2 separate regions of the Mus musculus genome follow, and region 1 is linked to region 2. A link is a loop called in an ENCODE intact Hi-C map of the cell type or tissue named here. Cell type or tissue: heart. All regions are shown on one strand.

Region 1 (5,000 bases), 84 kb before region 2:
CATGTGCAGGAAGAACCTGTTCACATCCTGCCAGATGAACAGACGAGCAAGAGGGGGCATCCAGACAAAGTATAGCCTCCAAATACATACCTGTAGTGACCCACTTCCTCCACCAAGGCCCCAGATACTTTGCACCAGCTTAAAATAGTACCACCATATTATGGCTCCTCAAAAGGTTAACCCGTCCATCAGGCCAGAGCCTCAGGACCCAGTCCTCTTTGGGCCCCATGGATGTACTCAAAGGTGTGCTTTATTAATCTATACATTTCTCAATTAAGTTGGTATTAACCGTCATTGCTGAGCCTAGTCACCAGTATAGGTCTACAATCGCAGCCATTAGGAGACTGATACAGGAGGATCACAAGTTAAAGGCCTGTCGAAGTTACAAAGTGAAGTTTGGACCAGTCTGGACAGCCTAGTGAGACCTTGTCTCAGTAAAGAGAACAGGGCACAGTGGTGCATGCCTTTAATCTCAGCAGTCATGAGGCAGAGGCACAAAGACCTCTTGAGTTCAAGGACAGCTAGGACTACAGAGTAAGACCCCGTCTCTAAAACAAAATTATTTTATCTATCACATTAGAAAGACTGGGTAATCTCAGTGGTAGGATTTTTTTTAACTCCCTGCATTTTCTATTTCTAGTATGTAGTAATTATTATGTTTATGATAGGAAATATTTAGTCTGCTTTAACTGTGTTTATAGATGGGGTTTCATATATCTCAGGCTAACCTCAAATTCAGATTTGCTAAAGATGTCCTTGAATTTCTGATTCTCCATTCTCCATCTGCCATGTGGTAATATGTATACAACCACAACTGGTTTTATGCAGTACTGGGGATCAGTGCTACTAGCCTGGAACACACTACCTCCTGAGCTTCACTCCTAGCCCCTCTACTTGAATTTATTGCAATTATGCTACTTTGTGTAACATGTCAGAAGCACTTTCCATTTTTATCATAAATGGCTTTTATTATCACATTTTATTTTATTTTCTTGGCCTAGAGTTCACCTTGTAGACTCAGGTTCACAGAGATCTGCCTGACTGTGCCCACTGTGTGCTGTAATTAAAGGCATGCAGAGCATGCCCACCCTATGACCCTTTGCTGCGGCCATTCTGGAGCAGGCCATAACTGAAAGGACTCCTGCAACCCTATCTCCCAACTTTCTCCCCAGTTCCTTGTCACCTGGCACACCATCGATGCTGATGCTCCAGAGCTCAGCCATGTTTTATGCTGGGCACCCACGGACCCACCTACAGGCCTCTCCTACTTCTCCAGCATGTACCCACCACACCCTCTCACTGCACAGTATGGGGTAAAAGTCCTGCGATCCTTCCCTCCGGTGAGTCTAAAGCCCTGTGAGCTAGCCTAGGGTATAGCTATCCCAGTGTGGTTAAGTGGATAGATTAAGTGGGCAGCCCAGGGCTGGAGTGAGAACTCAGGAGCACTGACTGCTCTTCCAGAGGTCCTGAGTTCAATTCCCAGCAACCACATGGTGGCTCACAAACACCTGTAGTGAGATCTGATCTGATGTCCTCTTCTGGTGTGTCTGAAGACAGCAATAGGGTACTCACATACAATAAATAAATAAATAAATAAATAAATAAATAAATAAATAAATCTATTAAAAAAAAAGTCAGCTCAACAGGCATGCATCCAACTATATAGGTCCATCTAGAGTATGCCTTTATTCTTGACTTCAGTAGTGGAAGGGGATGAATTTGGGCTATGGTGGCACACACTTTTAGTACCAACACTAGGGAGGTGATGAATTTAGTTGTAATTCATATGTTTTCTAGTTGTATGTGTTTGTTTGTTTGTTTTGGGTTTTTTTTTAACTTTAATTGGATCTTTTGGTTTTAAAAACAGTTTGAGTTTAGCCCCTGCTCTGAGAGGTAAGCAGTGTGCCCATGCCTCTTACTCCAACAACAAACTTTCAGGGATCCTGAAGATTTTATGTAGTAGCCATGGTGGAAAGTCTGTAGCAGGGAGTTTCTGTAGAATGTTCTAGATCCCTGATTGCTACAGTTTCAGCACCAGCAAGTTTGTAGTAACTTTCAGCCCCTTTACCTGGGGTAAGCTGCACTCTTCTGCATTTTTGATTTCACTGTGTGTTTCAAGCCTTAGATACTTTGTTAGCCTCTGCACTTCCCCAGTTCTCCAGCAGGGGGCAGCGTCCAGTGGGCAGGTCCAGGGTTCATGGCTGTTTTAAGTGTTGTAACCTCTGAAATCAGTCTTTCCTCCTCGACAGGATGCCATTCTGTTCTACATCCCCCAGATTGTGCAGGCCCTCAGATATGACAAGGTAAGTGTCCTCCAAGAGCTGTACACATTGCTATGGACCCTAAATTCTACCTCAGACCAGCTCTGCATTCCCTCAGGAACAGGACTGTCCAGCCAGAACTGAGCCCTTTGTTCTCCCTGCCCCATCCTGAGGCCCAGATCTGCAGAGTGGGTGGGCTCTGGTACATTTTCTAGCTGTTTCCTTCAGGTGGGCAGCTTGTTCTTCTAGAATCCCCTTTGTTGGGTCAGGTATCAACAAATGACATGACCTCCCTCAGACTGGCTGTTCTCATGAGGTTTAGGTAAGCTGATAAAGAATGTGTTCCACTCAGACTGCCTCAGGTGTACATCCTGCTGAGGTTACAGAGACGAGCTGCTCCTGTGTCTCAGCTCACTGTCTTCAGGCCCCTCTGGAGTTCAGAGACCTTGGATTCTGTGGCCCTGGAGTTCTGAGCATTCTGCTGTGGTGCTAGGAACTGAACTCCAGTCTTCTCCCAGAATGTACATGTTCTTATCTGGTGAGCCATCTCACCAAACCTAAGACATGGCCATTAAAACTAGGAGTTACTGGGAATGTGAAGTGGCTTAGTAAAATAGCAGCCTTGTGTGTGTAAGGAACATGTGTGTGTAAGGACCTGAAGTCAGTCCTTGGCATCCTCGTAGATCACCTGTAAACCTAGATCTGGGGAGCCAAAAGTAAGGTAATGTACCCACCACACCCTCTCACTCCAAGAGCTGTCCACATTGTGTACCTTGTGCCTTGAGGCTATCCAGCCAGCCAGTTTAACCAAATCAGCAAGCTCCAGGTTTGGTGAGAGACCATATCTTTTTTTCTTTTTTTTTTTTAATAGGTATTTTCTTCATTTACATTTCCAATGCTATCCCAAAAGTCCCCCATACCCTCCCCCCACTTTTTTTTTAAAGATCGATTTATTTATTTATTTATTTATTTATTTATTTATTTATTTATTATATGTGTGTACACTGTCTGTCTTCAGACACTCCAGAAGAGGGCATCAGATTTTTGTTACGGATGGTTGTGAGCCACCATGTGGTTGCTGGGATTTGAACTCAGGAAGAGCAGTCGGCGCTTTTAACCGCTGAGCCATCTCACCAACCTGACAGACCATATCTTAAACACTAAGGTGGAGAGTGACTGGGGGAGACACCAGTGTCAACCTTTCACATCCTCACACAGCCATGCACATAACAGAGAGAGAGAGAACGAGAGAGAAAAAACTGGAGCTACCAGATAATGGCAGGAGACAAATGAGATGGATAGATGTCTTTAAGATGGCAACTATCAGTGTGTGAGCTACATCCAACTCTGTAGAACTTTCTGGACCCTGTCCCTCTGGATGGTACCTTGTACAGCCTTATAAGTGAGTTTTGGGCACCTAGCCTACTTGCGTCTTGTATTTGACAGCAGTAGAAATTGAGAGCCATGGTTCTTAAATACCAAGGGAACTAACACAGGAAGCCCACGCCTATAGTGTAGACCCATGGTACCCAGCCCCTGGCTACTGGCTAGACTGAGCACTGACTCTATAGGGTACATCCACATAGTGGGAACCATACAGTCAGGCAGTGGGAGTTGCTTCTTACACTAGGTTAGGAAGAGTTTCTTCCAGGAGTGAAGATTGACTGTGGCCTTGACCTCCTACAGATGGGCTATGTGCGTGAGTACATTCTCTGGGCTGCAGCCAAATCCCAGCTTCTGGCACACCAGTTTATTTGGAACATGAAAACTAACATCTACCTTGATGAAGAAGGGCACCAGAAAGACCGTGAGTATTTTGGCCTGTCAGGCCTCTCCCCATCACCATCACCCTTAGAGGCCACACAGGGCTTCTGCTTTCCCAGAGGCCTCTGTGGTCTGTGCTACCCCAACCTGGAACACACACGGTGGAAGGAGAAAACAGACTCCTGCAAGTTGTCCTCTGGCCTTAACATGTGTGCCATTGTGTGTGTATGTACACACACACACAAATAACTAATAAAAAGTAAATTAAAGAGCCGAGCATGGTGGCACATGGGAGGCAGGGGCAGGTGAATCTTAGTGAGTTTGAGGCCAGCCTCATCTAAAAAGCAAATTCAGTCCAGCTAAAGCTACACATTGAGACCTGGTCTCAACCAACCAAACCAAACTAAAACCTTCCATATCCACCACTTATACCACCAGATTCATAAGTACCACCTGACCATCACCAGCCAGAACTACCCCTTTCATGGGAACATAATTTTGTTGCTGTGGTCCACTGTAATCACCAAAATCATTATAGTTACTATCACCACCACAGATACCTCCACCTAATGTCCTGCAACTCCAGGTCCACAGAATCCAAGGTCTCTGAACTCCAGAGGGGCCTGAAGACAGTGAGCTGAGTCACGGGAATGGCTCGTCTCTGTAACCTCCGCAGGATGTACACCTGAGGCAGCCTGAGTGGAACACATCCTTTATTGATTAAACATCATAACCTCCTCATGTAACATTTGGTTTCTGTATTCTGGTCACTACCACCATAGCCTCCTCTGCTAATATAACCAGGACACCACCACTGCTTCCTCTTCCACCAAAGTTTCCACCACAACCACAGTTCACTCCATGGCACATGGCCTGATCTACTCAACAGCTCCTCTGTGGTCCAGCAGGTTGCATCTCTTGTTTAAAAGGGGCCTTTCCTTTGCCACTGCACAACTGTGGCCATTAATAGTATAG
Region 2 (5,000 bases):
CTCCTGTACTTCCCCAAGTAATAAGCTGCCTTTCTTCAAGACTTTGCTGTGCCCAGCTGGTAGTGCAGTGGGACCAATGTCAGGGGACTTGAGGAATAGGTGGTTCAGAATAGGGCTTCCTGAAATCGGTTCCACTAAGTTGGAGGGGACTAGCCCTCGCTGCCCATTCACAAGCTCCCCTTCATAGAAGCCATCCTCATCCATGTCCCCAAAAACATAGACATAGTCCCCAGCTGTGAGGGGCAGCTTGCCTTGACAATGCTCACTAGGCCCTTCAAATGGATTGTAGCTAGATCTAGCCAAGAAGAGCTTGAGCTTGGGAATGATGGGAGCCTCAAGGCTCCTCATTTCCAGGGGAGTGGACATACTGTCTGGTTCTAAATCATCCACTTCACTTGCTGTGTCCATGTCCAAAGAAAGGCAAGATGGCACTGTAGCCCACATGGACTCTACCTCTGAGGAGGAATTTGACTGTGAACTGGTTTTCTTGGCTTGCGGTTTGGAGTCCAGAGACTGACTAGTTGAATTTCTGTCTGACACTTGGGGGCCAGCAGCTGGTTCCTCAACGATAACTGGATTCTCCTGCTGGGAGAGACAAGCAGGAGGCTGTATGTCCCTGGTAGGCAAAGGTAATACACGTTCTTCAGATTTTGTTTTGAACGTGGGTCTCCCGCTATCCCTGGCTTGGGACTCTGAAGCTTGGGTGGTCTCTGATGTCTCTGAGGGGTGGCCAGGCTGAAATTGCAACCCCTGCATCTCTTTCCCGGAAGTCCTAAGGTCACTTAGGGCTTTATTCTTGTAGTGCTGCAGCTGCTGCCGCCTGTCTTGCGCATATCCCTCTTGTTGCAGCAGCTGCTCAGCCAGCAGGCTAGTGGCTTCGAGTTCCTGCCTCTGCCTCGTGTGACTTTGCTGCCGGGAAACATTGCTGTTCTCATCTGCCATCTTCTTCATCCAGTTGGCCAGGGCCTGCAGCCGTGCATTCTCCTCTGACAGCCTGGCGCCTTTGTGCAGCGCGGCCTGCAGTTGTGCCTCTGTCTCCTCGTAGCGCCGCTCAGCTGCGGCTGCCTGAACGCTCAGTTCCTCGCATTCCCGCCGCTGTAAACCCAACTCGCGTTCCAGCGCCTGCACCTGGTGCCGAGTTATCTCCGAGGGTGTGCTGGGTCTGCCCGCGTCTGCCCAGGCGCCTGCTTTACTCTGATGTAGAGTCAACTGTCTTTGCAGGCGCAGCACTTCCCGCTGAGACTCACGCTGCAGCCGGTCCAAGTCACTGATGTTGCACCATTGCGCGCACGTGGCGCCCTCTTCAGGATGCGAGGAGCTGCCAAGGTCCGCGGCGATGCGCGCCTGCAGCAGGTGGCACTCCCGCCTCAATGCTTCGATCTGTAGATCCTTGGCTTGCAGCGCGCCAGCCTGTTCTGACAGGTCCTGAGCACGCTGGCAGGTAAACACTTGGCTCAGGTCCAGACCTTCGAGGCTCTCACCTGGCACTGGAGCACTCATGGCCCTCAGATTGGTCTCCTGAAGCTTGCGGGCCCTGTCTTCAAGGCGCTGAGCGAGATCGGTCAGCTCTGCGTGCTTCACCTTGAGCCATTTCACTTTCTCTCCTGCCTCCTCGGAGAAGCCTTTACGCCGCAGATGCAAGTTTTCTTCGCGCAGGTCACAACAGCGGCGAACCAGCACCTGCAATGCCTCGGCCAGCTCCGAGTTCTGCCTCACCAGTTCCTGGTAGTCCAGACCCGGAGGCGAGGAGGTCGAGGCTTCGCAGGGCTTGTTCTCGGAGCTTTCTTTCTGCAGGTCATTAGGTTTCCTATGTATTGATGGTAGCTGAGGCGGCGGCTGGGGACTGGAGGTGTCTGGAATAGACGCGCTGGTCGCAGGGGCCCTTACCTCGGATTCAGAAGCCTGGGAGCAATTCAGTGTGTTGTCCAGTGAGCAGGAATGTGCTGTTGCCAAAGATTCGAGGGAGCCGGCGCGCGTGGGCAGCAGGTCGTTTGGAGAATGAACCCGGACGCCAGTGTTCAGGCTTTCGAGGGATCCGAGTCGACGAGCAGGCTTTGGGGTGCCACCAGTGTTACTCTGGGCTTCTAGGGGCGGCTCTTCCAAGGAATGCGTGGCTTGGGGGTCCGCGGGTCCCGGTAAAGCCGGCTGCCAGCGGAAGTGCTCTAGGATGTATTTAAGGAATAGCTGGCGCTCCACGTCTAGCGCCGCCTGCAGGTGGCGGATGCGCGCGGCTTGTTCGCCGTCGGTCTCCCAGCGCAGCAGCGCCAGCACTTCCTGCAGGCGACAGCGGCATTGTGCCGCGGAGGCTTCGGATGCCCCTGAGCGGCTGCAGTAACCACGGTTCACTAGCTCCTGGGCCAGCTGACGCTGAAGCTCCCTTGCCTGGCGCAATACAACATCGCGCTCCTGGTGTAGCAACTGCTGCAGCTGCCGCATCTCTGCCTCCTTCCAGCGCAGCAGCTGCCGGATCTCGGCCTCACGCTCGCGCTGCACCTCCTCCTGCAGCTGCCGCAGCTCCCGGAGGCGTCGTGCCTCCCACTTGGAGCGCAGATGGTCAGCCAGCTGCTGCCGCTCCTGCTCAGCCGACTCCCGCAGCTGGCGCGTCTGGGTAGCGAAACGCCTCCGTTCCGACCGGCCGCGCGCGCGCTCGCCCTCCAGCTCTGCCCGTAGTTTTTCTAGCTCTCGTCTCTGCTCCTCCAGCACTGCGGCCGCTGGGCCGGGGCTGCTTGGCTTCTTGGGCGACGCGCGGCCACCACCCAAGGGGGTGGGTGAGTCCTTTGTCATTGTGGCCGCAGCCCGGCAAGAAGCCAGAGAGATAGTTTGGTATTGGTAGGCCAGTTAGCCAACGGCCTCCGCCCCCGGCCGCTGCCAACCGCCCCACGCGCCCCTTCCGGCGCCCCTAGGTGCCCTCCGCGCGCCTCTTCCGCCTTGGGGGCGATCTCCCTTATAACCTGTCGCCTCCCCACAGATTGAGTGCCTTTCGCTTCTTCCTAAACTCCTGAGACCCCTTTCAAACTAGCCTCTGAACTTCCCCGGATACCCCGGGCATATTTCGGAGCCCACACATATCTGCTTTAGGGCTTTTGTGACCTGTTCCACTTTCGCCCTGGCAGTGTGCAATCCTTTCCAGAATTAGATCCCCAGTAGGGTTCCTAGATGATCGCTGATCCTGGGCCTGAGTAAAAATGGATTCTGGTCAGATCTCACCTGGCTCTACTAGGGTTTCTGGTCGAGTTTTGAAATTAGGTAAACTTCTTACAAGATCTGCTTAAATTTGTGGTTGAGCTCTGAGCCCTAAGTGGCTATAACTCCTCTGTTCCTACGCAGGACCCAACATGCTAAGCCTTTTCTTTGTTCTTTTTCTTTTCTTTTTTCTTTTTGGTTTTGTTTTTTTGTTTTTTGTTTTTTTGTGTTTTTTTTTTGTTTTTGTTTTTGTTTTTGTTTTTTTTGAGACAGCGTTCCTCTGTGTAGCCCTAGCTGTCCTGGAACTCACTCTGTAGACCAGGCTGGCCTCAAACTCAGATATCCGCCTGACTCTGCCTCCCAAATGCTGGGATTAAAGGCCATCACTGCCCGGTGCCTTTTCTTATATCAACTGAAACTTTGTGTTGTTTGTTTGTTTGTTTGTTTGAGACGTGTGTGTGTGTGTGTGTGTGTGTGTGTGTGTGTGTGTGTGTAGAGCTGGCTGTTCTGGAATTCACTCTATAGAGCAGGCTGTCTCTGCTTCCCCAGTGCTTGGATTGCAGGAGTTGACCAACATGTCTTGCATCTGAGCCTTTTTGAATCAGCAGGTGGCAGTGACTGAGGATTGATTGCACCCACCTCAAACATGCTGGGCAAATTTTATACCACTGAGATTCATATCCTGTCTCTGTTTCTGTCTGTCTCTGTCTCTCTCTCTGTGAAGTAGTAGTAGTACTAGTAGTAGTAGAGACTGAGCCCAAGGTCTCATTTAGTAAGTAATAGGCAAGCACTTTACTATTCATTATATCTTCAGTCTTCAGCCCCTTTAAAAATGTAAGATGTTGGGGCTGGAGAGATGGCTCAGTGGTTAAGAGTACCAAATGCTCTTCCGAAGGTCCTGAGTTCAAATCCCAGCAACCATATGGTGGCTTACAACCATCTGTAACAAGATCTGATGCCCTCTTCTGGAGTGTCTGAAGACAGCTACAGTGTACTTACATGTAATAAATAAATAAATCTTTAAAAAAAAAAGTAAGATGTTAAGATGAGCAGTGGTGGTATATCCTTTTAATCCCACCATTCAGGAGGAGGAACCAAAGCCATGTTTTCTGCAAGATCAGCAAGCACCCATAACCCTTGAGCCATCTTTCCAGCTCCCCAAAACATTAAAAAAAAAATATATATATATATATAGTCTCACTCTGTAGCTCTGGATGGCTTAGAACTGATGTCTACTGGGCTATCCTAGAAGTCACAGAGACCTTGCCTGGAATAAAGGTATGCAGCACCATGCATGAATGTCTGTTTGAAGTTTCTGGTGGTGGTGGTAGTAGTGGCGATGGTGGAATTTTTTGTTTTGTGTTTGTCTTTGTTTTGGAGACAGGGTCTGGTCTTTCTATGTCCTGGCTGACTTGGAAGTTGCTATGTAGACCAGGCTGGGCTCAAACTCACAAAGATCAACTTGCCTCTGCCTCCCAAGTGGGATTAGAGGTATGTGCATGGCACTATACCCATCTCCTTTTTAAATTCATATTTGAGTTAGGATGTTGCTAATTTGTCCAGGCTGACCTTGCACTAGTGGTCTTCCTGCATCAGGCTACCAGACAGCTGGGATCACAGGTGTGCACCCTACACCTGACTCAAACCTACTCTTGTCCTCTTACCTACTGCTCACTTTTTCCTGTCTTTTGGTATTGATTTGGTAGTTTTCTACTCCAAGGAGCCTTTCTGGACTCTCCAGGCTGGGCTTAGAGTTCCCAAGATGCTCTAGCCCACAGGGTTGCCTTGATGACTCTACATACAGCTGCTTTACCTTT

What was found. Peaks named below come from ENCODE experiments on the same cell type or tissue, not always from the same donor. Only the 100,000 strongest peaks of a DNase experiment are listed, where the experiment ranks them.
Region 1: a loop joins it to region 2, with 2.9 times the contacts of the local background. A loop is called at or near these places in 7 of 42 quality-filtered maps.

Annotation. Positions count from the first base shown.
Region 1 is chr16:17,290,183-17,295,182 of GRCm38, reverse strand. It overlaps Pi4ka (phosphatidylinositol 4-kinase alpha), which reads left to right. Exons shown (of 55, transcript NM_001373955.1): 41 at 1,173-1,340; 42 at 2,250-2,303; 43 at 3,948-4,068. Among named protein-coding and RNA genes, the nearest start is that of Tmem191c, 16 kb to the right of the region's middle. In heart, a CTCF peak has its summit at 2,157 (motif pointing right); no DNase peak of the experiment used is centred here.
Region 2 is chr16:17,206,498-17,211,497 of GRCm38, reverse strand. It overlaps Rimbp3 (RIMS binding protein 3), which reads right to left and starts at 3,363. Exons shown (of 1, transcript NM_001033338.3): 1 at 1-3,363. The coding sequence starts at 2,784. In heart, CTCF peaks have their summits at 1,300 (motif pointing left) and 2,219; DNase peaks (open chromatin) are centred at 1,317, 2,217 and 2,457; H3K4me3 peaks cover 2,689 bases; H3K27ac peaks cover 2,239 bases; H3K27me3 peaks cover 1,991 bases.